Linked DNA regions of Mus musculus: regions 1, 2, 3, 4, 6 and 7 are each linked to region 5. A link is a loop called in an ENCODE intact Hi-C map of the cell type or tissue named here. Cell type or tissue: left cerebral cortex. All regions are shown on one strand. Each heading gives the region's core, and the rest is flanking DNA. Links, peaks and the distances in the headings are about the cores only.

Region 1 (4,478 bases), core at 195-4,194, 470 kb after region 5:
TTCTTCTTTCTGTGGACCTTAATTTCCCTGCTCACCGCTTCATCTGCCTTAGTGTCTTCCACTGCCTCCAGCTCTTATTGGCTAAGCCAATGAAAAGCAAGCCAACCGGGATAATAGAGAAGAAAAATGGATAGAGAGGAAAGAAAAGAGATTTCTGACTAAAGTCAGGGGTCAGAAAGGTGGCAGTGCTATGCTTAGACTACTTCCTGCTGATTAAGGGTATCAAGTCCCTTGAGTGAAGTCTGATCTTTGCTCTCAGGATATCTAATTTCTTCTTGTTGTTTCTTATTTGCCCATACTACTTAGCAAACCACAACCAAAAACAACCCATCCATCTCTTGGGGCCCATTGATGTACCCTCTGAAAAGTCTCCAGAATTCCAAACATCACATAATCCCAGAAACTATCTGCAGCTGGCAAAATCACAGCCCACTCAGAGCAAGAGGCAAATCATTGTAGGGATAGTTCTGATGTTAAGGTCCTGTTCCCCAACTGGTTCTTGATCTGTCAGTAAAGAAGCCATGGGCCAATTGCTGGGCAGAAGGAATAGGCAGGACTTCCAGGTTCCTGGAGGCAAGCAGACAGACACAAGGAGAGAAGAGTGAAAGAGAGAATTTGCCATGCTTCTGAGGGAGAAAAGGTGACCAGTCACGAGAGACCTCAGACAAAGTGGCCACAGGCCACTCCTACAGGCAGGCAGTTGGGAGTGTTTAGCTGGGACTAGATATAACTGAGCAATTAAAGTTGAGCTCAGGTGAAGAGGTGCTCAGCTAAGAGTATTGATAAGGGCATGCTTCTCCAGGCAGGGAATAAGCACCACCCAGCAACTGGGCCAAAAAGGTTGAAATTGAACAATGTATGTCTCTATGGTTTTTATCTGTGAATTCAAAGGAATCTGGGTAGAGGCTGGGAGTGTGGCCCATTCCCAGAGCTTAGGCGTGGTAGCAAAAGCTACACGCAACAAATCATGGTCAACTGCTATGGACAATCTGAAGCAGTCCCATATCCCCACACCTGGGATCAAAACAAGAACACTTTCTCAGAATACTTCTGTGTTTTTAAAAGGAACCAAAATTTCAGAATTCTTACCTTCGTTACCCCTGGCTTTCAGTTTCACTGGGAATTAATATCTCCCAAGAGAAGGGAGATGTCTGTGTTTCTCACTATCAACGGAGAAAGAGAAGACAGTGAAACTTAAGTATATCATTGGAACAGGTTTCTGGAGGAGAGATTCTCGTATTTTCCTTGTGTGTCATTCCTTCGGTGGCCAGTGGCTGTGTTCTAGTATTCTAGAGAACCAGGTGCTTTTACGCCAGCAAAGGTGACTTTAATTGAGAAATAAAATAGAGAGTCAGTGTTTGGTGATGGTGAACTTAGCCTAAAGTGTCTTATTCTATCCATTTCAGACGTTTCCAAGGTCAACATCAGAGAGAGAGAGAGAGAGAGAGAGAGAGAGAGAGAGAGAGAGAGAGAGAGAGAGAGAGAGAGAGAGAGAAACACAATCTCCCAATGGAGACAGAGGGCTCTACACTCAAAGCAATAGAGAATGTCTGCAAGAATGTTCCAGAAATAACCTGTGATCGCCGCTTATCCAAAGCCCCCAGCTGCACCAGCAACCATCCTGTGCCAGTAACACTTCTTTCCTGTCTAAGGATATACTTAATTGGATTTCTGTCACAAGCAAGAGCCCTGACTGCTTTGGTAGGGGATTAGGAAGAATGTGTGTGCAGTTCTGGGTTCCTGGCCATCATACCACCTTCGACCTAAATCCCTGACTATTTGGATTAGGTAAAGGAATGGCAGAAAGTCAATAGTAATCAAATCTCCCTAAATGGGTCACGAGCAGACGACGCCATGCCTAGCTCAGGGTAAAAAACATTCCATGGCAGAATTTAAGGAGCTTAATTTGCCAAGGGGGTAGTTGGGTAATTTTGCAGCATGAGCTACCCTTATGTGTTTGAACCCCATCTCCTGTGCTGTGGGGAGCCAAATTGACTACTATTCTAGACCCCCAGCCTCCTTATCAATTAACATTCAGAACAATTCATCTGCCTTAGGCTGGTATCTCTTGGTTTTGTGTGGTAGAATGAAGAGATTAGGTACTATGAATGACTTCAAAGGTTCTGGAAACAGATTCTGCGCTGCCCCTATTGTCTTTTTAAAGGGGTGAAGCAGAGATGAAGGGAGCAAGGCTTGCCATTGGCAAACCTCAACCCAGGGCTCTCACTGGAGAGTCTTAATACTCAGCTCAAAGAGAATTCCTGGAAGGCTTCCCTGACTTGTGGACTAATCAACACTGCCACCTAGCGGGCATATTTGGAAGTCACCCCTAGCTTCTATACCTGATCAATCAGGAGGCTCCAGGATATCCTATCCTCTCTGCCTAATGCAGTGAGGCTCTTTTATACCCAGGCTCTTTGTGCCAGATCTTTGTGCTGTTGTGTATGTGAATACTGTTATCTATATAGAAATGGGGCTCCTTATTCTTCATCAAACAAATCAGATACCACCTGTGACTCCTGGCCTCCATTCATCCACTTGAGATAAAGGTAAGACACACATATTGTCCCGCAAAGTGCCATTTTTTTTGGATGTCCTACTGTTTATTTTTAATGCCCTTCAGAAACCTCGTGTTCTTACCTGATGATTCTGGGAACTGTCACTCATGCTAGCTTACAACTTCAGCCCAGACTAGGTATCTGCTGTTGATTTTGTAAACCATGTTTGTAACTTATTTGAGATTATATGCCCTTTGTAGTTCTTCAGGAAGATCACAGGGCCTCCCCTCCCCTCCCCTTGTTTGATGAGCCAGCAAAATCCCTGTGAAATACAGGGCTGTTATCCATGCCTGAGAGAACCACCATCACTACATGTCCTTCAATGTCTGGACTGCTTGTGTCATTGTCGGGGTGTCAGATATTCAAAGGTTGCTATTCGGAGGGCACCCAAGATGCCTTACCACTGGCAGTTAGCATATCTCAAATGTTGAAGCTATGGTTCAATGCTTGCATACTCTGTATCCTATGGGGACATGGGAGGACCGTTTCTGCTCTGCACTCAAGGGCTAGAAAGCTAGCTCATGGAGAAGCTCACCCCACTCCCAATTCTACTCATTCATCTCTGAACTTGTTCAGGAGTGAATTGCTGTTCACCCCTTTCTGTGGGAAGCCACATGTGCCATTGCAGGGTGGCACTGGCCACCACTGGCCACCACTGGCCACCACGCATACATAGGCAGTAAAGTTTTTTTTTGCCAAGATGAGGTTTTGAGAATTAACCAATCAGATGAGAGACAAGTTAACCAATCAGATGAGAGAGAAGTTAACCAATCAGATGAGAGACATGTTAACCAATCAGATGTGAGACATGCAAATGAGGTGGTAAGCATAACCCATGCATAACCAATCTGGGTGTGAGACACGCCTCTTCTAGGCCTATATAAGCAGCACCAGTTCTGGGTTTGGGGTCTCTTCGCCTCTGCAAGCAAGCTCTCCCAATAAACGTGTGCATAAGGATCCTGTTGCAGCGTTGTTCTTGCTGGCGAGTCAGGCGCACGCAAGACCTTTCTTTAACCCTGGGTCAGAAGAACAATGTCTCTCATAGGGTGGCTGGGCACCATCTAACAAAGCCAGATGTAATTCTTTTCTCCCTCAATACTCCAGTGTTAAGTTTGGCCAGGCCATAAACCAGGTAGGAAAACTATAGAGCCCACCTTACTGGCCTGTTTCTTGTCCAGAGTGGAAAGGGAAGACAGTGGTGAAGCCTCCGATATAGGTTCCAGGCACTATCCCAGACAGGCTTATTTAAGGAGACACTTGAACTGCCATCTACTTATAGTGTGTTATGTTCACCCTAGAGCCCAATGTGGGAGGGAGGGTGGAAGCAGGGAATGAGCAGAAGATAGCAAGAAGAGTATCGTCAACTCTCTATTAAAACAAATGGAAAGTGTCCACAGTTCACTCATTTAGCGATCGATCTCTCTCTCTCTCTCTCTCTCTCTCTCTCTCTCTCTCTCTTTTTCTCTCCTATGTGCAGGCATGCTCATGTAAGTACAGGAGCCTGTGGAAGTCAAAAAATGCATCAGGTCCCTTGGAACTAGAGTTGCATGCAGTTGAGTCATCTGACACGGATGGTGGGAACCAAACTGGAGTCCTCTGCAAAAGCAGGGAACAATTTTAACTGCTGATCTTTCCGGCCCCATTGGATGGTCTCTTACTATGACTCCCTGCTTACTTTCATGCAACGCAAAACTGAAGTTGTTTAAATTGAATGATTTGATGGCTTCCCTTCCAGGATAATGAGTGAAGCCAAGTAGGGACAGGTCCTTGTTTTATGTACATTGTTGAACCAGCGTTTTAACAGCTGCTATTGTAAAAATAAATCCCAAAGATTATGATGATTCTTTCCTGCTGATTGAAGACTCCATCCTGATTTTCTGGGGATTTGGACCTTTCTTCTCCACCCTCTCCTGGGAAAAG
Region 2 (4,478 bases), core at 221-4,220, 310 kb after region 5:
TCTATCCTGCCTCAAGTTGGTTTGCATTTATTGATGCTATTATGTAAAATAAGGGTGGCAAGATCGTAGCATTGAGACACTGTGATATCAGTACCAATACCAAGACAGCCTTAAGTGACTGGCAGGCATGGGGAGTGTATATGTCAGGGACATGCCGGGCCAAGAAATGATCTGAGTCCTGGGTTAGATGAAGCAGACAGAGAATTTCTTGCTACTCAGAATGACATGTGATTTAAAAGCTATGAAATGTTTTCTTCTGGAACTTTCCATTTCCTTTGTTGAGCACATGATTGATAACCTGAACTGTAGAAGCCAAACTGTTGCAAGGGGCTCCTGGGCTTCTTATTAGCAAACGATAGGGTTCCCTCCATCCGGACAAGCTGAGCCAGACTGCTCAGGTCCTTCTGGGTGGGAAGGACCATCTCTGCCTGGGACTCTCAGTGCTCGCACCCAGAGGACAGTTTGGACTAGCTGCTGTTCCCCAGATGCTGTGCGACCTGAGCTACTTACAGAGTAGAGAGGCAAATAGCCTGCCTTAGCCTTGGGTGTGCATCCTAAGTAAGTAAGGGCCTTTCCCAGTGTCCATACCTCTGTAGAGGTCAACACAGTTTGAGTAGAGTCTCACTGTGGGACCCCTTGAAGCCTTGGATGCCAATGAAAGCTACCCTGGGCTCTGTTGAAAGACACTAATGGTTCTGCTGGTGCTGGGGTGGGAGAAGCCTGCTGAGCTGGAGTCTCCAGCCCTGAGTTCATTTGCTTGAAAATCATGGTTTCTGTCTCTGCAGCCACACACTCAGGGTTGCTGGGAGAAGGCTTGTCACTGGCGGCTCTGGAAACAGATGAAGTGGATCAGGGCAGCAAGCCAAGAGCTCTGCCTTGAATGGATCGACAATGACAGACTCAAGGGTCATTCTCTATGAAGCACAGGGATGGACCCAATGTCAGCAGAGAGAATTTTCTAGAACTGGCTCAGGCTGGGCTCCCCTCCAAGCTTTGGCACTTTGCAACTGGGTAGCCTCCAGCTAGACATTTAGATTTTTCTGAGCCTTGGCATGTTCCATTAAAAATGGGCATGGTGGGGCTGGAGAGATGGCTCTGTGGTTACCAAACACCTGCAGCTTTTCCAGAGGATTGGGAGGGGCATCACTGCCTGTAGCTTCAGCTCCAGGAAATCTGATGTTCTTTTCTGGCCTCTACAGGCACCAACACACACATGTGGCCTACTCTCACAGACACAAGGTCAGACACAAACTTAAAAGCATCTTTTTTTTTTTTTTTTTTTTTTTTTTTTTTTTTTTTTTTTTTTTTGGTTTTCTGAGACAGGGTTTCTCTGTGTAGCCCTGGCTATCCTGGAACTCACTCTGTAGACCAGGCTGGCCTCAAACTCAGAAATTCGCTTGCCTCTGCCTCCCGAGTGCTGGGATTAAAAGCATGTGCCACCATGCCTAGCTTTTTTTTTTTTTTTTTTTTTTTTTTTTAGCAAAGAAGTTGTTGGAAATGAAACTGTCCATTGTGTGGGCTGGCCCCACCTTCTCCCTCTGTACCACGGGCTTTACCTTCAGCCTCATCTCTGTGGTCAGCTTGTCATCAGTCATCTTTACTCATTGTCTCTAAGAAACAGTAGTAAGAAGAGACATATACTAAACATGCTGGCACATACTGCAATCCCCACACTCACAGTGATGAGGCAGGAGAATAAGACTTTGAAGAAAACTTAGGATACACACACACACACACACACACACACACACACACACACACAGAGGCCAGACAGAAGAGAGCATTGAGCATTTGATTTCCTGGAGCTGAAGTTATAGGCTATGGTGCCCCACCCAGTCCTTTGGAGCCATCTCTCCAGCCCCATCATGTCCATTTTTAATAGAACACACAGAGGCACAGAAAATCTAAATGTCTAGCTGGAGGCCACCCAGTTGCAAAGTGCCAACGCTTGGAGGAGAGCCATGCCTGAGAGCCCATAACTAACATCCATTAGCTCTTATCACCCCCTGGAATGTATTGTTCCAAATGGGTTTTTTAAATTGATTTTTATTTATGTGTATGTGTGTATGTGTCAGGGGGTTGTGTGTGTGTGAGTGTGTTGTCTCCTGTGACCAGAAGAGGTAGTCAGAGCTGGGTTCCCCTGGAGCTGGAGATCCAGGTCATGTAAGCCACCTTGAGTGACTGTAAGTGGTCTTAGCCTTGAGCTGTCTCTCTAGGTTCTCCAATAGTTCTCAAGGACAGTTACAAACAGCTTATACTTCACCAAAATAAATAGGATTGAGTCCATGAGAAATTGAAGGGAAACTATAAATAAACTGGTGACCAGAATGCCCTCCCCACAAATGGAAAGCAGAATGGAAGAAGGACGAATGCAGAAGCAGAAGTGAGTGTGTTTCACCACAGACTTACTTATTTTGATATAATGTGCATGGGTGTTTTAATTGCATGTATGTGTACCATGTGCATGCAATGCCCTTGGAAGCCAGGAGAGGGCGCTGGAACCCCTAGCACCAGTGTTTCATATGGCTGTAAGCTACAATATGTGTGCTGGGAATTGAACCTGGGTGTTCTGAAAGTGCATCAAGTGCTCTTAACCATTGAGCCTTTTTCCCCCCACATCCCTTACACTCTTTGAGACAGTGTCTTATATAGTCCAGGTTTAGCTATATAGCTAAATATATAAATTAACTATGAGCATGGGGATTGCAGCATGTGCCATCACGCTTGGCTCAAACAATATTTTATGATAAATATGTGTATATGTATGTATGGAGAGGTATTTTATGGGGGTTTTGCTTGGTGGGAGCCCTGGTTTGCAGCACACAGAAGTCTGAGAGTCCAGCTGCTCAGGGCAGCAATGATTAGCTACCCTTGCTGAGTCCTACGCATCAGGCACTCGCTGATCAGGGTGTGTTCCCTCCCAGCCCTCTGGTGAAATGGGCAGGTACCTCACTTTGCAGCTGAGATATTGGGCCTCTAGATAACTTCTTGCCTCCCCAGATGCCTCTCTGATCTGTGTCAGTCCCGTGTGTGTATGTCCGTGTCCGTGTCCCACCCCCCCACCCCCCGCTGCTGCCACCTTTAGCCCCTTGCCCATATAGCACAAAGTCTGGCACACAACTGGTGCTTAATAAACGCTTGAGGAAAGGAAGCAAGAAGGGGAGAAGAGCATGCCGCTGAACCACTCAGCCTTCCTTGATGCTCTGAAATCATTTCTGTCTGCTCCTTAATTCCCAGCACACTCAGAGGCAGAGCCAAACAGCACTTAATTGCTTTCTGTTGCTAGGTCTCAAATGTTCTGTCAGCTGGCATGTGCCTCTGAGCCCTACAGTTGTTTGGTGCTGGTGAGAAATAAAGCCGGATTGGTACAGAGGGAGAATGGAATTCTGGGAGCCTGTGGATGCCTGGCCACCTCCACCTCACCTGCCTTGACCTCCCTTATTTAGTATTTGCATAGACGTATGTTTGAATTGTCTGATTTCTGAGGCATGGGGGCAAGCCCAGCACTTGGGAGATGGAAACGGGAGAATCAGAAGTTCGAGGTCACACTTGGCTACATTTTAAGTTCAAGGCTGTATGCGATCCTGTCTGAGAGGGGGGTGTTATTAGCCTTTATTAAAGTGCAAAATGACGGGTTCCACAAAAACATTTTCATATGTGTCTATAATATAGTTTGACCATATTTCCCCCGTATCTTCCTGTCTCCCCTTTCCTTAATAGTCCCCTTTTACTTGTATGTTGTTATTGTGTCTAGGTTTTATACATAAGAGACAGCACAGTGTATTTTTTTATCTGAGTCTCATTTATCTTACATTATATGGCGATCTCCAGATCTGTCCTTTCTTTCCTGCAAAGACATTTGGCTTCACTCATTTTTCATGGCTGAATAATACTTTGGTGTATACACATACCGAATTCTCTTCACCCACTTACCCACTGATGAGCATCCAGGCTGATTTCATGGCTGTTGCTCATTGTGATTGGTGTTATAATGAATGTGACTGTGTCGGTGTCTCCTGACCCTTGGTTCTTTACTGAAAGTAAAAGTGAAGGAATTGTTTGGAATGAACATGCCTGCTACCTTCCTCAAACCCTAGGACCTTAGCTTTGTCCCTGCCCTTTTCCCCTCCCTTGGATTCTTTGCGTCAAGAGCTCCGATTTGCCAACCATTCACCAGATAAGTCTAAATTACACTCTCTTTGCCCCAAGCCAGTTTTTTTGTTTTGTTTTGTTTTTTGTTTTTGTTTTTGTTTTTTGAGAAGCCTTAACCAAAGACTTACCCAGAGCTCCAAAGCTTCCCACGCAGTCCTGGGGAGGCATCTCCCCTCTTCTGACTCACACCTCGTCTCCTTGGAATTGCTGCAGATGTGTCTCTCCTGCCCCTTGGGATGATTGCATCTCTCTCCACTGCTTGTGTTACACAAAGTCAACATTCAATGAATAATGAATTATGGAAATAATAACCAGGAAGAATTTAT
Region 3 (4,478 bases), core at 283-4,282, 190 kb after region 5:
CCCTTGTGCTTTCACATCAAATTGGAAGGCTGCTTTTAGCATAGATTGCCGAGAACTCTCTACTACAAATTCCTCAATCCTTTTATCTTAAACCTGGGAATGACTTAATTTTCTCCTCATATTTTAAAGACAGTTTTGCAAGGTATACAATCTCCCCTACCTCATTCAGTGCTTTGAATATGAACTCACTGCACTTTAGTTTGCATAACTCCCACTGAGAAATCAGCTCTTAATCATATGGACGATCCCTTGTACACAGCTCTCTCCTATCTTGCTACTCTCAAGACTGTCTTTGGACTTCAGCTATTTGACTGTGATAAATCTTGCCTTAGATATTTTTGGGTTTATTATTTACCTATTGGTCCTTTGAGTATAGATTCATGTCTTTCATCATATTTGGGAAGCTTGGAGCTATTCCTTTGAATATTCTTTCACCCCTTTCTCCCTCTTCTTTCCTTCTGGGGTTTTCCTTGTGTACACGTGTCTGCATATGCTTTATAGTGTCCCATGGAACTGAGCCCTGGAAACTTGGTTTTCTTCATTTTTTTCAGCCTCTGCGGTCTCAGCTTTATCTTCGCAGTTGATTCTTTCTTTTTATCCACACAAGTTTCTCAAGTGAAATGTCCATCCATGTAAGAACACATTTCAGCTGCAGAACTTTGAATAGATTTTTAATGATTTCTATGTCTTCCTTGTGTGTGTTGTATGCACACACGTTTAGATATGTATACTTCTATGTTTGTATTTATTACTGTTTCTCTGGTCTCATGGTTTCTTTAAACGCTGTAATAAGGTTTTGTTTATAATTCTGAGTACATTTGAAATAGTGATTCTAAATTTTCAGCATCTGGGGTCCTCTGGGGATGGTTTCTTTTCATTCCCAGTTTGCTCTGATCTATGAGTCATACTTTTTTATATCTTTCAATACCTCATAATTTTTTGGTTGAAAATGGGGTGTTTTGAGTGTTATAATGTCCCAATTTGGAACACACACACACACACACACACACACACACACACACACACACACCAATCCCCTAGCAAGATAGGCAAGCATAGTAAAGAGTTTAGTACTGGGCTGGTGAGATGGCTCAGTGGGTTAGAGCACCCGACTGCTCTTCCGAAGGTCCAGAGTTCAAATCCCAGCAACCACATGGTGGCTCACAACCATCCGTAACAAGATCTGACTCCCTCTTCTGGAGTGTCTGAAGACAGCTACAGTGTACTTACATATAATAAATAAATAAATCTTAAAAAAAAAAAAAAAGAGTTTAGTACTCTGGGATACCCATTTGGTTTGGAGTTCCAGTGAATTTTCTTAACTGTTGAGCCACCTCTCCAATCCTTGAAATAAACACTAATGACATGAGTTCCACAGAACTTTATCCAAATAAAGAAGACCAAGCACTTGGATCCAGGCAGTTTGACTCTATAGCCTATTCATTCATTCATTCATTCATTCATTCATTCATTCATTCATTCGCTCAATCAATCAAGAATACTTACAGGACTGAAGAAATGACTTCACAATTAAGAGCAAGCACTCCTCTTACAGAGGACCCAGGGTTGTTTCCCAACACCTATATCAGGTGACTCACAACCATCTGTAATCTCAGCATCAAAGGACCAGACATCTCTGCCCTCCTGGGCACCTGTACTCAGTGCACAAGCTCACAAACAAAAGCACATACACATATATACACATATATACACATAACAACAATATAAATTTTTTAAAGAGTATTTTTTAATCACCTCAGGCCTAGAAATTAATGACTATTAAATTGTGCAAAATAGCAAAGATTCGTGTCCCGGAGAGCCAGAGGCTTTTGTGGAGAGTGATTCATAATTAACATAATAAATAGTCAGCACTTGGGACAAAGAAGCCTTGTGGTTTTAAGAAACTGGGATATTAGTTTACCATTGTCCTCATTGCTGCCATCTACCTGTGACAAGAAGCAGCTTAAGGAAGGGCAGGATTATTTGGGTTCAAAGCTGAAGAACACATTATCACCTCAACCCACCCTGACTCCCACCACCATGGTGGAGAAGACGTGGTGCAGGAAGTGAGCCAATTATTCAAACTGTTATCAGTCAGGGAGTAGAGAGAGGGATGGGAAGTGAAGCTGGGTAATCAAACCTCAAGGTCCACCCCCCAGTGGCTCACTCCTCCAGCAAGCCTGTGCCCCCTAAAGATATCATAACCCTCCAGAGCAGCATCAACATCTGGGGACCCAGAGCTCAAACAAATCAGCCTGTGGGGGGCATGTTATCCACAAACTGCCACACATATGTATTGGGCACCACGACTATCCTGGGTGGTAAAATTGTAAGTTTTAAGCTTTGCTTTGTCATAGTTACCCACTTATTCTTTAAAAACTGCAAAACTAATGCTTGAATTTCCAATCTGCTTATAGTCAGATCTGTTTATAGCGCAGATCAGTTAGTAGTTGGCCAACCCTCCCTGCTTCGTCTGATAGTGAGATGCACTACGCCATGTTTGTTTACCCCTCACTATTATTTCTGAAGACATTCTGTCACATAAGCACAGGGCAGCTGTCACACAGGAGAGCAAACATTTGCTGCAATTCTATTAGCTAATCAATTGTTTATGTTTTAATTCCATCTATTATCCCATTAGTGTCCTTTATGAGAACTGTGTTTTCTAATGCAGAATTCCATTTTCTTCAGCGAGCCTCCTTGGTCTGGAGCAGTCTCCTCCCTCTTCCTTTGTTCTGCACACCAATGGCATTTTAAAACACTCCCAACCTGTCATCTTTTATGATCTCCCACAGTCTGGATGGACCTAGTGTCTCTTGTGGGTGACAATCAGTTAATGTGCTTTTAGAAAAAGTTTATTGATGGATTGTGTGTGTGCATGAATGCAAGTGTGATTTGTGTGTGTGTGTGCATGTGTGTGTGTATGTGTGTAGTATGTGCATACACACTTATGTGTATACATTATGTACATGCATGCTTATCTGTGTATTCAGTATGTGCATGCATGCTTGTGTGTGTGTGTGTACATAGATACATACTTAATGTCACGAATTAAAGCTGTTGTGATTTGAATGAGAAATGTCCCTTCTAGAATTCTTGGTTCCCAGTCAGCTGGTGCCAATTATGAAGGTTTTTGAACTTCGAAGAGGTGGAGCCTTGCTGAAGAAAATATGTCACTGGCGGTGGACTTTAAGGTTTTATAGTCTTTGTAGCTAATGTGGAAATCACAGGAGGGCACTGTTTGTCCTTCTCTGTCACTTTCTACTGTATTCCTTTGAGACTGGGTGAACTAGGCTGGCAGCCTGCAGGCCTCAGCCACTCTCCTGTCTCTACTCCCTACAGCATTAGAGCTGCAGGCATACATGTGGCCATGTTTGGCTCTGGTGAATACTGGGGATCTGAACTCGAGTCTCAGGCTTGCAAACAACTGCTCTGACCTGCCAAGTCACCTGCCTAGGACTCATGAATGCAGTCTTGGTGGAAACAGAACCTAAGTGATTTCTGTTTGCCACTGAAGGACAGATGGGGCTTATTCTGTTTGTTTGTTCTTTATTGGTATTCTTAGATCCTATTATCGTGATATTTCAAGCTACCATTCTCTGTTACTTTTTTTTTTCTTTTGTAATTATCTGGTATTTTCTTGGACAGTACTTAAGGATGATATTTACATTCATTCTCTCAGGTTGTTTGTACTTTATTCTTTGAATATGTAAAATACTAACATGATTCTGAATGTCAAAGCATATACAAACTTATAGTTGGTGAACTTACACTCTGCTATTTTCATTCAATAGAGTTGTATAAATCTGTGGAAAGTAGTTGCTTCATTTTAAAAGAACGTTATCTCTAGGTCTGTGGATGTTTCTGCCTTGCTAATAATCATACACATACATATACCTATAACTATACATACACATGCATATATATACACACACATACATATACACATACACACACATTTGTGTGTATGTATATATATTATATTCCTATGCCTTATTTATGTTGCTTTTAAGCCTGTATTTTAAAACAATTTTTTATTTTACTAATTTTTTACTTTTGTGTATGTGTGCACGTGTGTGTAGGTGTGCATACAGTGGCTGTAGAGACAAGAATCCCCAAGTACTGAATGCCTTGGAGCTAGAGTTACTACTTTCTTGCTCTCTAGCTCAATGATTCATCTACTATACATTAACTCTTTTCTTTCTTGCATTTTTTGAAGAAGTATTATATATATTTTAAATTAAGCTATTTTGATTCTTCAGTGTTTATAGGTACAGTGTTCAAGCCATGGATTAGTCTCTAAATAGTACTTTAAATACATTTTATAAATGCACTAGTTAGTGGCTTGATTATTTGTGCTTCACAGAATTCTCTAATTCCCTTTACGTTTTAAAGGGAATTAGAAATCTGTCCAGAGTTGTTTAATGATAAGTTGTGTTTAGTGTGGCTGGCCTGAAATCTATGCAGTCTCAATCTAT
Region 4 (4,478 bases), core at 269-4,268, 460 kb before region 5:
CCAGGTGCCTCTGCAGAATTTAGAACACTTAGCTTTCTCTCCAAGACTTCAGACCCATTCTTTCAGCATGAGATCAGTTATATGATGTCTGTTGATAGTAAGTATGCAGTAAATATTTTACAAGGAATGAGACAAGCCACTGGTACTAGCTTGCCACACTGTGGCCCAAGGCACGGAAAAGAAGATTATAGGATGATGTGTATACAACATGTAGCTGATGTCGGTCTCGTAGTAGGTGTGCAATAAATATTTCACAAGGAACGATACAAGTCACTGGTACTAGCTTGCCACACTGTGGCCCACGGCACAGAAAAGAAGATTATAGGATACTGTGTGTACAGTGTGTAGCAGGAAGCCCGTCGCTTGTTAACACAGTAGGTGTTAGTAATCATGGTGGCAGTGCAGCTGGGGCTCCTGCCAAGGAGCTCACAAAGGGATCGGTAAAAGAGCCTTTCTGTGCTAGGCCCTAGAGTCCAGGCTGTGGATGCTGTCGTCAAGAGATGAGCTAGAGCCAGACCTTGGAAGCAGAAGAGATTTAAACACTTGTCAAGTGTCTGTCTATGTGCCTGGATCCAAAAGTGAAATAGGTTTTCACCTCCTAGGAGCACAAATGATCGATAACAAGGAACTCTGAGAACTTGAGAATAACAGCAAACATTCCTTGTGCCCCCCGCCCCCCCCCCCCCCCCGCCCCGGGTGTTCAGTATTGCAGAACACTGAAAAGAGAGATGCAAACAGTTGAAGAAGAAAAAAAATAACCAGAGGACGGCAGAATTGAGAGTAAGACAGGATGCCAGAGAGGAAACCATAGAGGATGCTCTAGCTGCGGGGAGCAGCAGAGGTGCTGAGTGGGGGGCAGAATATGCAAGCTAGGTTAGAGGTGGGAGGAGGCGAGGGCAGGTCAGAAAGGCAGGGCATCACCAGGTGGTGGGTGAAGGAGGCAGGCAGGAGTAGACTGGCTGCTAAGTAAAAGGGACTCTGAAAGGCTCGCAAACAATGGAGGGTCGTCAAGGGAACTATGAGCGTGATCCAACACAAAATCATAAGCATACTTAAAGCATGAGGTTTTTTTGTTTTTGTTTTTAATGTTCATGGTTCTCGAGTGTGAGTTTGTAGCTAACACCTGTCTCCGTTTGCTTTCTATTGCGGTGATAAAGCACCATGACGCAAAGCAACATGGGAAGGAAATGGTTTATTTGCTTATCATTGGCGGCAGTCCATTTTGAAGGAAAATCAAGGAAAGGGCTCAAGGGAGGAATCTAGGGGGCGGGAACTGATGCAGAGGCCATGGAGGGGTGCTGCTAATTCCCTTGCTCTCCGTGACTTGCTCAAGCCTGCTTTAGTCTACCACTCAAGCTGACTTAAGAAGAGCGGAGCGCAGGCTCCTCTCAGCTTGCAAAGTCCCACCCTTCCGGGGAGGTAGACAAGGCTAGCGGGAGCAGAGCTCAGGGGTGGGGCGCAGAGGTACAGAGTGTGTCTCATACTGCTCTTGAGCGCTCTGCTCTCCTCTCACCACGCCCCTGTCCCGTGGAGACAGGTTCTTGTCCTGCCAGCGCAGTCCCGCCGCGGCCATTCTGGAATTGTTCGAGGAACAGAATGGCAGCTTGCAGGAGCTGCACTATCTCATGACCTCCATGGAGCGGCTGGACTGCGCCTCTGCCATCCAGAACTACCTAAACCGGTCTCCCCGGGGCAGCCCTGACAGGTTGCATGGAGGCACCTGGGAGAACCATGGCCTAGAGCTGGATGAGAAACTCTAAGCAGACTCCACGGCTGTGCAGGGTGCTTCAAGAGGCCATGCCATACCGTGCCATGCCTTTGAGCTCAGGATCAATGCCACAGTCTCAGGTGGACCGAACTGGAACCCGCAGCAAAGCCCGACAGCCCTGTCATCTGCCCTGCATCAGGATAGCTCTTAATCCTGCCGGCCAACTTTGTCCTGCGTGCAGATTCCTTCTTGGTCGGTAGGGGGCGCGGGAGTCTGGGAGATGGTCACAGCCAAGCAGCTTCTGAGATGCTGCTTAATTTTCTTGTGGACCTGTGGGCAGACCTCAGAGACTGCTCAGTCCACAAATATTCATGGAGCGCCGAGTCTCAGCACCAAGCTGGGATCATGAGGAACGTCGGCTTCTTTGGACTTGTCTTGGAGTCTGTTCTGCGAAATGAAGATGCACTCCCAGCCGGCTGAGAGCAACATTCTAGACAGTGTCTCCCTGTGGTTAGGAGATGTCTTGGGTGTGTAACTTTGTTGAGAAGGGAGGGCCCTGCGGTGGACTGGAACAAAGAGAAGTCTCTATAGAGGGTCTTGGGAGAGAACTTTGGCGGGGGAGGGGGCTCACCTCATTGATGTGAGGAATGGCCTCTTCTCCCTTCATCTCTTCACTTGCAGCTCACACTTTGTCCTCCTCCTCAGCCTTGTTTCTCTCATCACACAGGAAGCTGTGAAGCCTCAGGATGCGCGCCCTATGTCTCTCCACCTCCAGCTGAGAGTGTTAAGTTTCTGGCTGCCTTTTCTTGCACTTGCCCAGCTCAGAGTTGGCCTCTTTACTGTTGCTCATGTCTTCACATTGCTTCGTCTCTATCTAGTTATGGAATCCCATCTTTGTGTTTCTTTTTCTATTAGGAAAAAAAAAATCAGTCACTCCCTCAGGCAAGTGTCTGAGCTAATGCTATGTATTTCAAGGCTACTGAAAGAGCTTCGGCTATTCCAGGAATGAATAAGTAGAGACATTTCTCTCACAGATCAAGTTCCTCCTTAGGGGCAGGATTAAAGGACCCCCACCCCGCTCCGATCCAGTCAGCAGTTCTGGCTACTGCTACTCTTGCTTACCGATAGTTTTGTTCGTTTGTCCAAAGGTATACAATCCCTTTGGAGATAATAAAATTTCACTTGCACATTTAATGAAAATACTGGTACTTTTGAATGGTGAGCAATATTAATTATTAGATATGAAAATGCCTTTCTTCCTAACTTTGTTTTGCTAAGATTGACAAATTTGGACGTAGGTCTAAATTTTTAGTTTTTAAATATTTTACATGTGTGGGAATGTGTATGTGTGAGCGCAGGTGTCAGTGGAGGGTGGAGAAGAGGCTGTTGGAGGTGCAGGAGGTTGTGGATTGCCTGACTTGGGTGCTGGGAGCTGAGTTCTGGCTGTTCTACAAGAGCTGTATGTGATCCTTAAGCACCGAGCCGTCTCTCCAGCCCCCAGTGACTTGGGATCATAAAATCATCCGAATGAGCATTTTGCAATTTGCACTTCTGGTTTGAAAACAGACTGGTCACTCGGGCAGCTCGTTCCCCATTCTTGAAGCAAGCCTTCAGATTTGGGGCACATGTTTCCTTTTTCTGCAAGCCACACTTGTCATCGTCCCCCCCACCCCCACACCTTATTTTCCCGTCTCCCATCTCTACTGCTGGGCTGTCCAAGTGGGTGCCCTGGCTCAGAACTGGCCATTGAAGGGCACTTTCCTCCTCTCCAGCTGCCTTAGCTCCTTCTCTGCCCTGCAGGCCAATCAAAGGCATTGTTGGAGTCCTTTTGGAACAATCGATTTTATGTAGCAAACTGAAGCCACAGGGGTTACAGGAGAGTGGGGTTGTGGGAGTCCTGTTATTCATTACAGGAGAGAATGCTTTCTGGCTTGTGTTAGGGTTCGTTAAAGGAACAGAACTATCAGTTTAACAGAACTAACAGTGGTGTGTATACTTTAAAAACCTGTTTCTTGGATTGGCTTATAGAATATGATTGGAAAAATTCAACATGGCTGCCTTCACACCAAAGAGACTTGAGAACCTGGTGGTGGTTTAGTGCCTATGGCTGGGTTCCTTAGCAGTCCCAATTTGTGTCAAAAGTCTAGATGCTTCCTGGAGAGCCACTTTGATCCTCATTGAAAGCCTGAAGAAGGGAAGGGGAAATCTGGTTTTGATATCAGTGAAGAGTTGCAGCCACCACAGCAGCAACAGAGTTGATGAACTTGTCAGCCAGAGTGAAGGCGGGCAGGCAAAGGGCAAAGCCTTTCCTTTTGCTTTTTCTTTTTATCAGAGATGCCTCTGGAAGGTGCCCCTGAACCCTCCCTCCGACATGTAATGGGTCTTTGCCACTTCAAATAAGAATATCAAAGCCAACCCATCATAGGTGCGCCCAAAGATTGCCTTGAAGTCGATTCTAGATCCAGTCAACTTGACAGCCAAGATTAATCAATCACAGACTGCCCAGACAGTTTCTCAGAATAAGTTTCTAGGGCTGGAAAAACGGATCCTTGTGCCTTTGACTAGAAACCATTGGTGGCTGCTTATGACTTCACTTCCAGTCCCTTTCCCTGACAGGATACCTGTCTGGTCCTGGGACACAAACTCAAGTCTCTGTTCTCATGAATGTCAGAGAGGCCTTGTCTAATCTTGCTCCCGTGGGGTTAGAGTCTGGGTACATGCAGGGGGAGTCAATGGGTGATGTGGAGTTAGAGCCTCCAGGGTTCATAGG
Region 5 (4,478 bases), core at 317-4,316:
CTTTTCAGTGATGTGGTTCATGCTGAAAAAACTCATGAAGTCACTGGTCTCAAGGCATTGGCCTTTGGTGAAACTGTGCTTCTTTCTGTCATCGTTGCTCATCTGGAATGAGCAGATGTTTGTGTCATCCTAGGAGAGGTTAGCACAACATGAGAGAAGTGTGCTTCCATCCCAGCCAGAAAGCCAAGAGATGCAGACATGCGGACAAGTGAGTGAGGCATCCCAGGAGAGCAGTGGCTGCTGGGTGGGAACGAGCCTGACCCTTCTCCACAGTGGGTTTGGAGTCTTACTAAAGAGTGGAGGACAGTCTTAAAGTTCAGCATGTAGCACAAGCCATCCTCCACCACCCAGAAATGGAGAAGAATGCTTGTATGTATCTAAAAGTGTCTGTCCAGTGGGCATTCTCTGGGCAGTCGTTTCTGGATATGCATCTCAGTATCTTAGCTTTGAAAACAAAGTACAAAGAGGCTAAAAATATATTAATATACTTAGCATGGTGATTCCAGGGCGGGGGGGGGGTGTCTAGCCACAGCAAAGGACCAGGAAAACAGAAGACAGAGGTTTGAAGCTGTTTGTCACATGCTATTCAGAAGAGTGGGCATAGAGAAGAATCTATTGACACACGGCTTATGTGCAGCCCCCTCCGCCTCCCACATACATAGAATGAATGACCCTCAGTTACCCTTGGCTGACCTCTGTGGTTGGTAGCCAGGCAGCTACTCTTATATAACCTTTTGGGTTCGCCCAAGGACCCAAGAAGTCTTCATTTGGCCCATGGGCAGAGAGATAGGCAGCAGAGTGGTTATCTCTTGATCTCCCTACATACATACAGGACCTCACCCATCTTCCAAGGATGCTCAGAGGTCCCTCCAGCTGGAAATGTCTTAGACACATTCAACCCCTGTAAGGGGAGAGACTCACTGTGTCTATCACACATCTCAAAACCACAGTAAACTCCTAGGACATCTAAGTCCAGTCCCCAAACTCAGTTCATGCTGAGGCAATCCCTATAGAATTATCCTTTAAATTACTCAGGACCTGGGTTCTGTCTCTTTTAGAGTAGCTGTGTTGGCTTTCTTCCAGGAACGAGGTCTTAGCTGTGCCCTGTCCCACACCCAGTGTTTCTTTATTGTTTCCTTCCATTCTGTCTTTGTCTTTCTAACATCTTTCCTTTTCTCAATGCAGCTCTGTCCGGTCCTGTGCCTAACCTTGCTCTTCCAGTGCCATCTTTTCATAGATGAGTCTACTTAGAGTAGTCTAGCCTTCAGCCCCGCCCCATCGGGAGAATTCAGACATTACCTCAGACTGCATGCCCTCTCCACTCTATCCACCTTAAAAATTATTCTATTTAGTTTCATTTTTAAATTATTATGTTCATTATAGTAATATAGTTCTTAATTATGACACTATGCAAAACCCAGGTAACCAAAGAGGAATGCTCTGAGCAGGTGCCTCTTTCCTGCCCCTGTGTCCCCTTCTTTTCTTCATGTTCTCTCAGGTTCAGCAATTCATGTCTTCCTCTCTTTCCCACCTCTACCACTGCTCCTGCTTGCCTCTTTCCTGGAGTCACCTTCCCTCTTTCCAGGGCCAGCCCACCCCTTACACCCTGAGCTGCATCCTAACCATACCTCCTTTCTGTCAGGCTACCCAGAATCTTTGCAGGGAAGAGCTTGTCACCAAGGGTCTTTGTGGCGTACCAATCTGACAGTTTCCTTCCTGCCCTGCAGGAGACCTCCCTCGCTGTTTGCGCCTCAGTAGGTATGCACCCAGCTGGGGTGCCCAGATAGGCAAGAGACAGGTTCTTCTGTACAGCCCTGTCTAGCCGAGCCACTGTTGGACCACAGAGACATAATCCACATGACACATGTGCCTCCCTGTGGGTATCTGGGACAGGTGCACGGAACAAGCGAAAGCAGACATGAATCGAGGCATGCTCTTTGCCCTTGGTTTTAAGAGCTGGAGCAACATCGGCATTCCCCAGTTCATGTCCTCTACAGGGAAATATACGGCGGCACTTCAAACCCTAGGCTTACCTTCCCCAGAAACTGGCCACTGAGAGCCCAGAGGCCACTAAGACTCTGCTGAACTAGTTTGGTGATTCTAAGCCTACGACCAGCCCAGAGTGATTACTCTGCTACCTACCACGTGCCTTAGACATTTCGCTTTAATCTAGAACCTCGGAATCGTACTATGTCACGTGAGGGTGGGTGGAGGAGGATGGTCTGCTGGGCTGTCAAACAAGAGCTTCCATTCGCCTAGACAGTCTTGAAATGTTCAGGAAAAGTCTGTCGTGTGTGTCGTGTGCAACTAGCACGGGTTGCTATAGGAGCCAAAGTGATGGCTCCTAGCTGGGTTCAGGGCTGGGTGGGCACGATCCTCCCATCACCAACCCCACCCGCAGCCCCGAGCCAACGCGGTCCAATTTTCCTCCAGCAGGCGGCGGGCTGGTAGCTGTGTGCAAGGCGTACTCTGCACGAGAGGCGGCAGTACGGACTCGACCTGGCCGCGGGGATAACCGTGCGCAGGAGCTGTCGTGTCACTGCGCGGCGGATCAAGCGGGTCCTCGGGGTTCTCAGGGCTCGCGGCCCCGCTGGGCTGCAGTTCCAACCCATTTACTCCGAACCAACGCTGCTAGAACCGAGGATCCTCCGGGGCTGTGGATCCCGGCTGAAGCAGGATCTGGGGTCCGGAGCTACTGCAGCTCCGCCAGCGGCCACTGGGGGCTGCAGTGCTGGAGAGCCCGGCGGGGACAGAGCGCTTCGCTCTGCCTCGGAGTCCTGGGGCGCCTTGGGTTTCTAAGGCTGTCTGCACCGCTGGCCGCAGCTGCCTGCATAACCCGCACAGCATCCTCACAGATCCGTGCGTGCGACCGCTGCGTGTGTGTGTGTGTGTGTGTGTGTGTGTGTGTGTGTGTGAGAGAGAGAGAGAGAGAGAGAGAGAGAGCGCTTTGCGCGCACGCGTGGGGGGGGCCAGTGGTGTGCATGCGGGGAGTGCGGGGGAGTGTATGTGTGTGTGTGCCTGTGGGTGTGAGTGCCTTGCTCACACACACACACACACACACACACACACACGACAGACTGGTCTGAACTTGAAGACATCCCACATTCCAAGAGGCTGCAGGTTCCTGGGGATGCCAGGGGGGTTCTTCAACAAGGAAAATCCTACCCTCATCTTCCTAGAAGGGATTATCTTTTTTTATCCTTTTTCCCCCTTATTTTTTTAAAATCTGGAAGAGAAGAGCACAAGTTGTACTCCCCCTCCCGCCCCTTCTTCTTGCTAAATGCCATGGATATAACTGAATAAGCTGCTCAGGGCTCTCCCCGCGTGGATGGTCCGAGGCCACCATCTGCCTGCCTTCGCTGGATCGCTGCAGCTGGAGCGCTTAGCGTGAGCCTGTCTCCGGCCAGGAAGGATGCGTGGCCGAGCCAAGGAGCCCGGGCGCCCTGCGGAGCCGGCCTTGGAGCCTCCCCGCCACGGGTAGATGCCGCCTTGCCCAGGTGAGTGGCTGTCGCTGCTGCTGCGTCTTGGCGACGCTGGGTGTCCGCGGGAGATGGGCGCAGGGATGTGCGCACCTGGGGGAACAGGGGAACTTTGCCTCTTTTCCTGCCTCACTTGCGGACTTCCTCCATCCTATAGACTCCTGTGGATGCCTTCTCTATTCCATCCTTCCTTCTATATTGTGTTTTGATAGAGTGGGGGAAGGGGAGAAACTGATGGGGAGGGAGGAGAGCGGGTCCTGGTGAGGCTTCAGACCGGTCTGGGTTAGGCTTGGAAGCTGGAGAAAGAGACCTCAGTCTCCTACAAAGGCAATCCTTGAATGCAGAACTTTGCCGCTAGACCATGCTGTTGCGTGTTAGCACATGCCAGGCCTGGCTAGGACGGTGCTGAGGTCTGGGTGACTATTCTGGGGTCTTCAGGAGCTTGGTTCCTGGACGGGTGGGGTGGAGACAGGGGGGGGGGCAGCGATGGAGTGCCGTGGAGGAGGGGAGGGAGGCATGGTTGCAGGGACCCTATCCTGGCCTCAGGCAGATCTAACCAAGATCAGGAGGACTCTGTGTGCCCACTCGGGTTGCTGAGAATGCCATGATAAAGCAGTATGTAAGCCGGTGTTAGCCATGCCCATGTTGGTAGTCCTCTGTCTCTCACTCAGCCCTGCCCTGCTTCTAAGGCTGGCCTGAGCAAGAATTGAGACCGAGACCAGCAGACAGCTCCCAGGAGGAGGGCAGTGCCTTGCTCCCCACCTTCCCCACAGAGAGCACAAAGGACAGAAGCGTTGGGTTCCAGGGAAAGGAGTCCAGACATCATCGAAAGAGAGAGAGATTGAGAGAGAGAGAGAGAGAGAGAGAGAGAGAGAGAGAGAGAGAGAGAGAGCAGGAATCAGGCAAAGCCTGCAGAGGAACCGAGCACGACTCATGCCAAGTACACTCAGAAACAGCTGCAGACGGACAGACACCTGCAGGGAGAGGGCTGTCAGAGCC
Region 6 (4,478 bases), core at 160-4,159, 150 kb after region 5:
GACCAATTCTTCTTTTCATTCCCCTTGCTCTGGAAGAGATTTTTGGCTGGGGACATCCCTGAAGTTGAGGGTAGCTCTGGACCCCTCTCTCTCCCAAAATTCATTCACTTCCCTCCTAGTAAGAGTAAACCAGCCCTGTGATATCCATACATGTTTGAGTGGTATCGAAGTAATAGAGTCTTGGGGAGCATCAGGAACCTGAAGACAGTGCCGGTGGCCACAGGCTTCCGAGCAATACCAGATACCAAACACTCCTTTCCTAGGAGTGTTCATAGGACCTGGCTCCTCGGAGACAGCTGGGCTATGCAGGAGTCAGGGAAGATTGATGTCCAGGCATTGGGTCTCCTCCTGTTGATCTGTAGTGCTGAGCCTCCAACCCAGACTGTACCTTAGGACCCCTTGGTTGCTGTGACATCCACCACCACCTACTTAGTTGGCTCAGGCTGGGCATCTGATGTTTTAGACCTTTAGACCTCCCCAGGCACTGCTGGGGTCACAGCCTCATGGATCTACATTGGCATTGATCTATGGAACATTTGCAATCCATTGCTGGGGTAGTTCCTTACATGGAGAGAGAGAAACCCAGGGCTCCTGGTCCAGCCTCATTGTACCATGTGCACCTCATCTTTGACTCTGAGACTTGAACTCTGAACTCTCCAAAGAGACGATTTGCAGAGCCTGTGGGAAGTTCCCACACAGAGCAGCGTGGGGGGGCACTTATCTTACGTCTGTGCTGAGTATGAGCAGCCAATACGAGGATGGGGGAGGGGCAGGGCTCTGCTCTCTGCTCTTTCCTGGTTGCTTTGGCTTTACTTCAGTTGCTATGATAAAAACAACCCAATAAAAGCAGCTATAAGGGAGAAGAGGTCTATTCTGATTACAGTTGCAGATGTGGTGCCTCTTTGCAGGTAAGTCAAGGCAGAAAATAGTTACTGGGTTTCTGGACAAGATTCCTGGTTGAAACAATATAGTCAAAGGCTTGGTTTTTGAAGAAGCTTTCAGGTCTAAGAGGGAAAGAGATAAGAGGGAAAGAATTTAAGATATGGGGCAGTGGATGTAGCCCATTAGAGTACCTGTCTAGCATGCACAAAAGCCTAGGGTTCAATTCTCAGCATCACAAGAAACTAGATATGGTGGTGTGTGCCTCTGATCCCAGTATTCAGGAGGTGGAGGCATTCAGGGGGATTTGATATTCAGGGTCATCCTAAACTCTTATCTTGAGTCCAATCATCCTGAGCTACATAAAAGCTTGTCTTAAAACACAAAACAATGTTTTAGAGTCTGGCGAGAGGCTCAGGTTAAAAGCATGTACTACCCTGGCAGAAGACTTGAATTTGGTTTCTGACACCCACACTGGGCAAATCACACTAGTCAGTGACATCAACTGCTAAGGATCTGCTTCTTCTGGCTTCCAATGGCACCTGCACTCTGATACACACACCCACACTATACATGTATACATATATACAAATACATACATAAAATAAGTCTTTAAATTTTAAAAATTTATTTTAATTAATTAAATTTAATATAAATTTTGGTTTTTCTAGATAGAGTTTCTAAGTATTGCCCTGGCTGTACTGGAACTGAGAGATCTGCTTGCATCTGCCTCCCAAGTGCCGGGATTAAAGGTGTGTGCTACCACGCCCAACTCTAAAATTGTATTTTAAATGTGCACTATGGAAAAAAAAAAAGCAAAGAGACAGCCTTAGGCTATTGTTTATTGTGGGCAATCAGAGATGGCATCTCCAAGGAGTGGAATGGGGTCAAAGACCTGAAGTGATAGAAATAGCCGGGCTGAGGAATCAGTGCACAAATGCTCTTGGGTCAGAATGTGCTGGTCCTGTTGTCCTGTTAGAGAGGCAGCAAGGACTCTGGGGGTGGGGGAGCATCTGGGGCAGAGTGGCAGGGAGTGAGTTGGAGGTGGGGGTGGGACTACACCAGGAAGGTCCTCAGTGGTCAGAGCAAGGCTTGGGTTTTACCTTATAGGAGGAGGAGCCACTGAGGATTTGAAAGCAGAGCAGAGGGGTGCTGTGATGAAGCCAAGTGGCCCTAGAGAGAAGATGAGTGAGGTCGATTAGTTCTAGACGGATGAGAGCCCTGCCCTGTCTAGAGAGCCTCTTGTCTCTTGGCACTCACACCCATGCAAAAGCCACTAGGATGTGATGTGGGAGTTACCAGATGTCTCAAGACAGGGCCATGTTAAGTCGTCTGACAGAGCACTGGTTATGTTTTTCTCTGCTGGGGAACCTTATTGTGGCCCCTGAAAGACTCCTAGTAGGGAGCAGGGCAGGCACTCTGACTTCTCAGTGTATAGCTCAGCCTGCAACTGCATTGCTGACCCAGCTTCTCTGCCTCACCTCTCTCTCTCTCTCTCTCTCTCTCTCTCTTTCTTTCTCTCTCTCTCTCTCTCTCTCTCTCTCTCTCTCTCTCTCTCTCTCTCTCTCTCTCTCTCTCTCTCCTCTGTTTGTTTTTTATTCTCACTCTGCCTTCCAGACTTTTTACAGGGTCTCTTGTAGCTTAGGCTGGCCCCCAACTCTCAATGTAGCTAAGGATGACCTTCCAATTTTGGTTCTCCTGATTCTACCTCCCAAATGCTGGGATTGCAGGCATGTATAACCACACCTGCTTTGTGCCGGGCTGGAGATGGACCCCCAGGGCCTCGTGATGCTAAGCAACCACTCTACTCACTGGGCCACATCCTAGCATCCCTGATAGTCATTATTTATGATACTGTTTAATTAGCCCATTAGGTTGGCCACAGCACTTCTGACAGCCCCCCCCCCCCTTTTTGTGCTAGTATCTGGCCATGACAGAAGTAGCTATTACAGATATAAGAGTGGCCTGAGATCAGGGTCTTGGTGACCTGTGCTTTATCCCCTAGGACATGTGGACAGAGTGGGCTTTTCAGGTTCTCGGCATGGGGACAGGATCTGAGAAGTTACGATGCTGGTGGGGTGGCAGCTGGCCCTGAACACTTGGGAGATATTTTTACCACCCATCAAAATGCCACCTCGTGCTCGCTGAGCTGATGCCAAGGCTGCTCCCAGCCTGTGCTCATCTCCTCCCCCGACTTTGACTGTTGCCAAGAAGGTCTGAGTGGAAAAGCTTGGAAAACTCCATGTGGGTGTGGCTGGGAGTCAGCGGTTCTCTCTCCCCCAGGACAGGGACTGGGAAAGCTTCCAGGTGGTGGGCTGTGGCTGAGACTCAGATTGTACTCTCCTCACCTTACATGTGAGAAGGCTCAGAGGACCCCGTCCCAAACTATCACAGATCAGAGGACCCAAAATTCTGAGGTGGTTGTTCATTTGTTCGTTTTTTGCCTATAATGGGCAGAAAACTAGGAGGGACTGGTGTGGTTTCTTTGGGTAATGGACAATAGAGGAAGCTATGAAGGGCACAGTGGAAGTCTTAGCAGCTACAGAAAACTAAGAGCATTTCCTAGGTATATGGCCAAAAGCCTGAGAGAACTTGGGATGGGGAAAAGGGAAAAGCCAAGATTCTTGGTTTCTATCCAGCTCCTTGATCAGCACAGCTATCTTGGACTTGGTTCTTCTGGCTTTAAAATGGGACCTCCCCCTCCCCCAATTTCACCGCTTGAAAAAAAAAACAGAGTAAGAACAAGACAGTCCAAGCTTACCCACACTAGCCTTCTCTTTTACCAATCACCCCACCCCTCACTCCCACTCTCCACATTGCTGCAGTGGTCCTTATACGAAGATAAGTTTGGAGTCAGGCCTAAGGACAGGTCTCGTCTATAGAGATCTGGTGTGTGTGTGTGTGTGTGTGTGTGTGTGTGTGTGTGTGTGTGTGTGTGTGTGTGTTGAGAAGGGCCATCCCCCACAAGGCTCAGGAGTGAATAAGTTCTCAGATGTAACAAACGGACCTGGCATGTAACCTAAGCTCATCTCTTCATCTCTGGCCTCCTAAGAAAGAAAGTTTGAGCCCTGGTCTGCCATACTCTACAAAGAGTGTCTCCATACTTCTCCCAGGACAAGAGAGGCTTTGAGGTGTGAGGTGGATCTGGGGGTGATAGTTACAGATGACATGTTTAAGTCAAGGCCGGTGACTCCATTCACTTTCACATTATCCTGTTACCTATTCTCTTCCTCACTGACACCCCCAGAATTATCATCCACATCTCCAGTGGAGATGCTGTGAGAAAACAGAGAATGTATGAGCCCAGCTGACTCTCCTGTCATCCACCCACAGACAAGTAGAAAGTGGGCGGGCACTTCAGAGGAGTCGCACTTACACAAGTGCAAGAAGTTTTTCAGGCAGTGCTAATGATATCTGAGGAACAAAGCTTTGAATTGAGGGCAGGATGTGGCTTAGAGGGACTGGAAGAGTCCATCTGAGTCAGGTAGATGCAGGTCTTCTCCTTGCAGACAGAAATGGTGGCCGAGTTCTCAGGCGTTCTAATTTATAACTTACAATTTGAGTCACAGCTACACTGGCTGCTATCACCACCTCTGAGC
Region 7 (4,478 bases), core at 178-4,177, 970 kb after region 5:
GCCATCAAGGGGCCAGCTTGAGGAACACCAAGCGCCCCTGTTCGAAGTCTGAAGTGAAGCTTTTTAAAAAGACACAAGAGAGCAGGAGACATGTCCTAGAGATTAAGAGTAGCTGCTGCACTAGGAGAGGACCCGGGTTCAATTCCCAGCAAGCACATGGCAGCTCACAACCATCTAATACTCCAGCCCAGGGAATCTGATGCCCTCTTCTGATCTCCAAGGGCAGCACTCATGTGTACATGCACTTATACACATTTGGACAAAGCACACATACACAAAATGAAAGCAAATAACTAGATAGTTGTAAAAATTAAAAGAATAAATAAGATGCCAGGGGCAGGCAGCATGGCTCAGGGGGTAAAGGCACTGCCACGAATCTTTGTGACAACCTCAATTTAATCCCAATGCCCCACATGGTGGAAGGAGACAGTCACCTCCCGCAGGTTGTCCTCTGCCCTTCACACAAATGCTGTGGCACACATGCACACGCACACACACACTTTTTTAAAAGGTGTCAGACAGTGCCTGTAGAAGCCTGAGGGAAATGTCACACAAATCTCAGCAAGGGACATTCTACAAAATACCTGTCCGGTACAGCTCAAAAGTGGCAGGAAGTCTGAGCATCCTGAAGCCAAGCTGAGGCAAAGACGACTTGACAGCTCCAGATAATGTGGAGCCCTGGGTACTATGCTGCAGCCAAAAGAAGGAAAACTTCAGAGCTGCCACATTCAGGTGTGCGGCCTTGAGTTCAGGGCTGGCTGGGTGAGGGCAGCAGCTGCAGAAATGGGCAGGGCATCCTGGGGACTGTCTGTGCTGCGTTTGCAAGTCTCCGGAAACTGTCTTTACAAATCCAGACTCTTGGGGCTGGAGAGATGGCTCAGCCGCTAAGAGCACTCGCTGCCTTTGCAGAGGTCCTGAGTCTGGTTCCAAGCAGCCAGCCCAGGTCTTTCACAACCCCACTGGTAGCTCCAGCTCCAGAGGAAAAGGCAAACCCCACAGGTCTGGCTTCTGTGGGCACACACACACACATACATAATGAAAAATTAATATTTTAATTTAAAAAAAAATCTTACCTAAAAAAAATTGTTCTGGTTGACATTCGCCCAGGCCTCCCAGATCATGCCAGGCTGTAGTGCCCACGCTTCCGTGGCACTGTGCTGCAGGAAACAGTGCCCACCTCTCACCACAGAGAAACAACTGCGTTTTGTTGGGATGCCTGGATGTTTTAAAAATAAATTCAGTAAATTCAGAAACGAAAAAGACAGTAAATGGAACTTTATTAAATTCTTAAGAGATGCCACTAGGCTGGAGAGATGGCTAGACAGTTAAAAGCCACCCTGCTCTGTGCTGCAGGCACAGATCCCAGCACCCACTTTGGGTTGTTCACAAACACCAGCAACTCTAGTTTCACAGGATCCAATGCCATCTTCTGACTTCCACAGGCATCCTTAAACAAACGTGTGCATACACTCAGACAAACACGCACTCACAAATAAATAAAGAACCAACGAAATAAAAATAAAAGGACTCCGGCGTGGTGGTGCACGCCTTTAATCCCAGCACTCGGGAGGCAGAGGCAGGCAGATTTCTGAGTTCGAGGCCAGCCTGGTCTACAAAGTGAGTTCCAGGACAGCCAGGGCTATACAGAGAAACCCTGTCTCGAAAAACCAAAAAAGAAAAAAAAAAGAAAGAAAGAAAAGAAAAAGAAAAAGAAGGATGTACAAAACAGAGGATATTTGCAAAGTGCACACGTTACAAGAAACTTGTCCCAAAATATACCCAGGACACTTAAATGTGCAATGTTTACTAATGGTAACTAATAGTTAATTAGTAGGGCTGGGCTTGGTGGCGCACACCTTTAACCCCAGCACTTGGGAAACAGAGGCAGGAAGATCTGAACTGTGGTATCCCAGAGTGGGGGGCAGCTCGGGAACTGGGAGTGCTTTCCCTCCACACTTCACAGGGTGCCATCCTCCTGCCTGAGTCGCCTGAGAGGATAGACCAGGCAGCTGAGCTCTACAGGAGCCCCTGGTTGCCGCTCTCTTCCTGGTGGTCACATCCCTCCGCCCTGTTGTCTGGCTCACCTCTCACACTCCACTATTCGGTCCTGGACCTAAGCAATGTGGCACCCTGAACATTCCCTGGCAGCTAAAGAAAGCTAAACTGGGAGTCCATCACGTGAGAGGGCCGTTTGACAGCCAGTGGCTTATTCCCACAGGTCCACTACTGCTTCTAAACTGCCCTTAACCTGCTGTGAAGGTAGCACCTGTGGGAAGAAACCCCTCTTTCCATATTCCAGGCTTTCCCCAGCTTCCTCCTGGTTCCTCTAGAAACCCCAAAACTATGGCAGCCATTCACTCAAGAAGCGTGTGCAGAGTCTGCCACCTTGTGGTCATCTCTGGTCCTGCAGTACCCCACATCAGCCCCAGCAAAGAGGAGCTCCAGTCTCCCGTTCCCCCTCTAGGGTGCCACAGAGACACTTTAGACAGCTAGGGGATGAGCACGGAGGTGTGAGGGGCGGGGGGGCTGGGAGCCACACACTCTGGCTTTCCTTCCTGTCTATCCGATTCACAGTCCTGAGCCTGTGGAGACAGCCCCAGGGTAAAGAGGCCTCATCATCATGTCAGGTGGGAGAGCAGACGGTTGGCATTAGGCAACTAGCCAAACTCATATGTGGGAAAGCAAGCTGTGGGCCTGATCGAGGGCTTGGAGAGATGACAGTGGACTTACTAAGCTATCTCTCACGTGTCTGTCACCCTGGCCCACCTCCCTACCTGAGTGTCGCCCAGCTATAAAATGAAGGTTCTGACATGTCAAGCCCCTTTCACCTCTGACAACACTCTTCAGTGGAGCATCCCAACGTAAGATCAGAGGCTCTCCAAGTCCATATGGCAGAGCATATTGCAGGATAGCCTAGAGAGACCGGGAGCAAACGGCAACCTTCCTGTGCTCCTCCACAAGAGGGATGTGGAGATCCTGCAGCCAGGAGTCGTGGGCAAGGAGCACACTGCAGGCAGCAAGGTACTGGATGTGGATCGTGCATCCACAAGCATGCAGTGGTCATCAGAGACCATGCAGGGGACCCGTACAGTCAAGGGATAAGGTGCCTTCGGTACCAGCAGCCAGGAGCCAGTCAGTGGGTCAGGACGGCTGGGAGCACAATGGAGGCCTCCCAGGTGTGATAGCATAGGGCTCCGCTTTGTAATCCCTCTCCACCTCGGCTCACATCTCTTAAGATGAGGATGATAGCGCCCTCCTCTGACCACAGAAAGGCCTCATGTCTCAGTTTTCCCTTGCTGTGACAAAACAGCTTGACCGAAGAAAGGTTTATCCTGTCCCATGTTTTCAGAGGTTTCACAGACTGAGGTCAGCTGGAGCCAATTGCTCTGAACTGAGGAGAGACAATGTGGGCTTGCCTCAAGGAAGGATTGGGAAGCAGAGACAGACAGACAGACAGACAGACACTAGAAGCCAAAGCCATGCCCTTCCCGCCTCTGCTGGTAACCTACTTCCTCCATCTTGGACCCACTTCCTGATCTCTACCGTCTGTCTATTAATAATGCCATCAAATGGGGAATCCATCAGAGAATGAGGGCAGATCCCTCAGGATCCAGTCTCTTCCCCAAAGCTGACAGCCATGAACATCTCTGAGGGGGATGGACACTTCCTGTCCAGGTCGCAGCAGGGACTAAATTGAAACAAGATTGAAACCTGGAAAAAAGTTAGGGACACAACAGAGGAAAGAAGTCCTCACCCCAGAATCCGTTGGATGTGGCTTACCAGCAGAACGGCAAGGACTCCAGAACAGTTAGCCACCACTTACAGCCTCTCTCCTCCCAGATAAGTCTCCCGATGCCTAGGACTCTCACAGAAACAGGGAAAGGACATGTCCTAAACCCCTTGTGCAGCCCTAGTGGCTCTGCTATCACCTTATCCGACTATCACTTCACCCATCCCATAATCCCCATTTCTCAGAGGAGAAAGGAAGGGAAAGGCTCCGGTGATTTCCAAGCAATCTTTTGAGATATAACTGCAGAGCCGCAGAAAGGTTTAAATGGCTAATGCTAAGCCAGTCGGCTGTGCTCCTCTCTTGAGGACAGGGTACCCACATGTGACACCGCTCACGTTCTGAGGCTCCTCCCTGCGCAGCCCACACCTCTGTTCCTGGGTACACACTTATTCTCCAGTCACGTGCCTTTTTTTAATGCATCTATGAACCCACATCTCTGCCTCATAAACTGACTAGTCCTGAAATTCTTTCCTGAGCCGATACCCGGGAAGGTCTAACGGAGTGCCTTAGACTTCTGAGGGCGAGTCTGGGTCTCTGCCCCTGCACTGCCGGGCCAAGGGGCGTGGCCTCTGCAGAGCCGCGCCAGCGGGCGGAGAGCCCGGTTGTTGACATCTTCACAATCACCACCTGCTTGTCCACCTTCTTCAAGACGGCAACGCTTTGCTCTGACAATGAAAATCACCCAGGT

Evidence for each region. Hi-C counts contacts between places; a loop is a spot of excess contacts. Peaks named below come from ENCODE experiments on the same cell type or tissue, not always from the same donor. Only the 100,000 strongest peaks of a DNase experiment are listed, where the experiment ranks them.
Region 1: a loop joins it to region 5, with 5 times the contacts of the local background. A loop is called at or near these places in 13 of 42 quality-filtered maps.
Region 2: it touches region 5 in a loop (4-fold over the local background); 3 of 42 quality-filtered maps call a loop at or near these places.
Region 3: a loop joins it to region 5, with 4 times the contacts of the local background. A loop is called at or near these places in 4 of 42 quality-filtered maps.
Region 4: it touches region 5 in a loop (5-fold over the local background); 6 of 42 quality-filtered maps call a loop at or near these places.
Region 6: a loop joins it to region 5, with 7 times the contacts of the local background. A loop is called at or near these places in 4 of 42 quality-filtered maps.
Region 7: it touches region 5 in a loop (4-fold over the local background); 5 of 42 quality-filtered maps call a loop at or near these places.

Annotation. Positions count from the first base shown.
Region 1 is chr17:49,398,019-49,402,496 of GRCm38, forward strand. No RefSeq gene overlaps it. Among named protein-coding and RNA genes, the nearest start is that of Gm41594, 22 kb to the left of the region's middle. In left cerebral cortex, for the core only: a CTCF peak has its summit at 2,315 (motif pointing left); a DNase peak (open chromatin) is centred at 2,296.
Region 2 is chr17:49,242,733-49,247,210 of GRCm38, forward strand. Gm30532 (a long non-coding RNA gene) reads right to left here. Exons shown (of 7, transcript XR_876860.3): 5 at 4,281-4,407; 6 at 3,934-4,034. Among named protein-coding and RNA genes, the nearest start is that of Gm30532, 19 kb to the right of the region's middle. In left cerebral cortex, for the core only: a CTCF peak has its summit at 2,485 (motif pointing right); a DNase peak (open chromatin) is centred at 876.
Region 3 is chr17:49,116,122-49,120,599 of GRCm38, forward strand. No RefSeq gene overlaps it. Among named protein-coding and RNA genes, the nearest start is that of 1700008K24Rik, 4.8 kb to the left of the region's middle. In left cerebral cortex, for the core only: a CTCF peak has its summit at 1,939; no DNase peak of the experiment used is centred there.
Region 4 is chr17:48,465,779-48,470,256 of GRCm38, forward strand. It overlaps Unc5cl (unc-5 family C-terminal like), which reads left to right. Exons shown (of 9, transcript NM_152823.4): 9 at 1,538-2,908. The coding sequence ends at 1,760. Among named protein-coding and RNA genes, the nearest start is that of Unc5cl, 13 kb to the left of the region's middle. In left cerebral cortex, for the core only: a CTCF peak has its summit at 1,960 (motif pointing right); a DNase peak (open chromatin) is centred at 1,976.
Region 5 is chr17:48,929,322-48,933,799 of GRCm38, forward strand. Lrfn2 (leucine rich repeat and fibronectin type III domain containing 2) reads left to right here and starts at 3,261. Exons shown (of 3, transcript NM_027452.3): 1 at 3,261-3,497. In left cerebral cortex, for the core only: CTCF peaks have their summits at 1,834, 2,507 and 2,707; DNase peaks (open chromatin) are centred at 1,895, 2,472, 2,691, 2,980 and 3 more places; H3K4me3 peaks cover 2,340 bases; H3K27ac peaks cover 2,177 bases.
Region 6 is chr17:49,081,100-49,085,577 of GRCm38, forward strand. All of the region lies in intron 2 of Lrfn2 (leucine rich repeat and fibronectin type III domain containing 2), which reads left to right. Among named protein-coding and RNA genes, the nearest start is that of 1700008K24Rik, 30 kb to the right of the region's middle. In left cerebral cortex, for the core only: no CTCF peak of the experiment used is centred there; DNase peaks (open chromatin) are centred at 1,330, 2,156, 3,063 and 3,543; H3K27ac peaks cover 862 bases.
Region 7 is chr17:49,896,612-49,901,089 of GRCm38, forward strand. The region is part of intron 19 of Kif6 (kinesin family member 6); the gene reads left to right. Among named protein-coding and RNA genes, the nearest start is that of Gm16555, 77 kb to the left of the region's middle. In left cerebral cortex, for the core only: CTCF peaks have their summits at 2,398 (motif pointing left) and 2,612; a DNase peak (open chromatin) is centred at 2,387.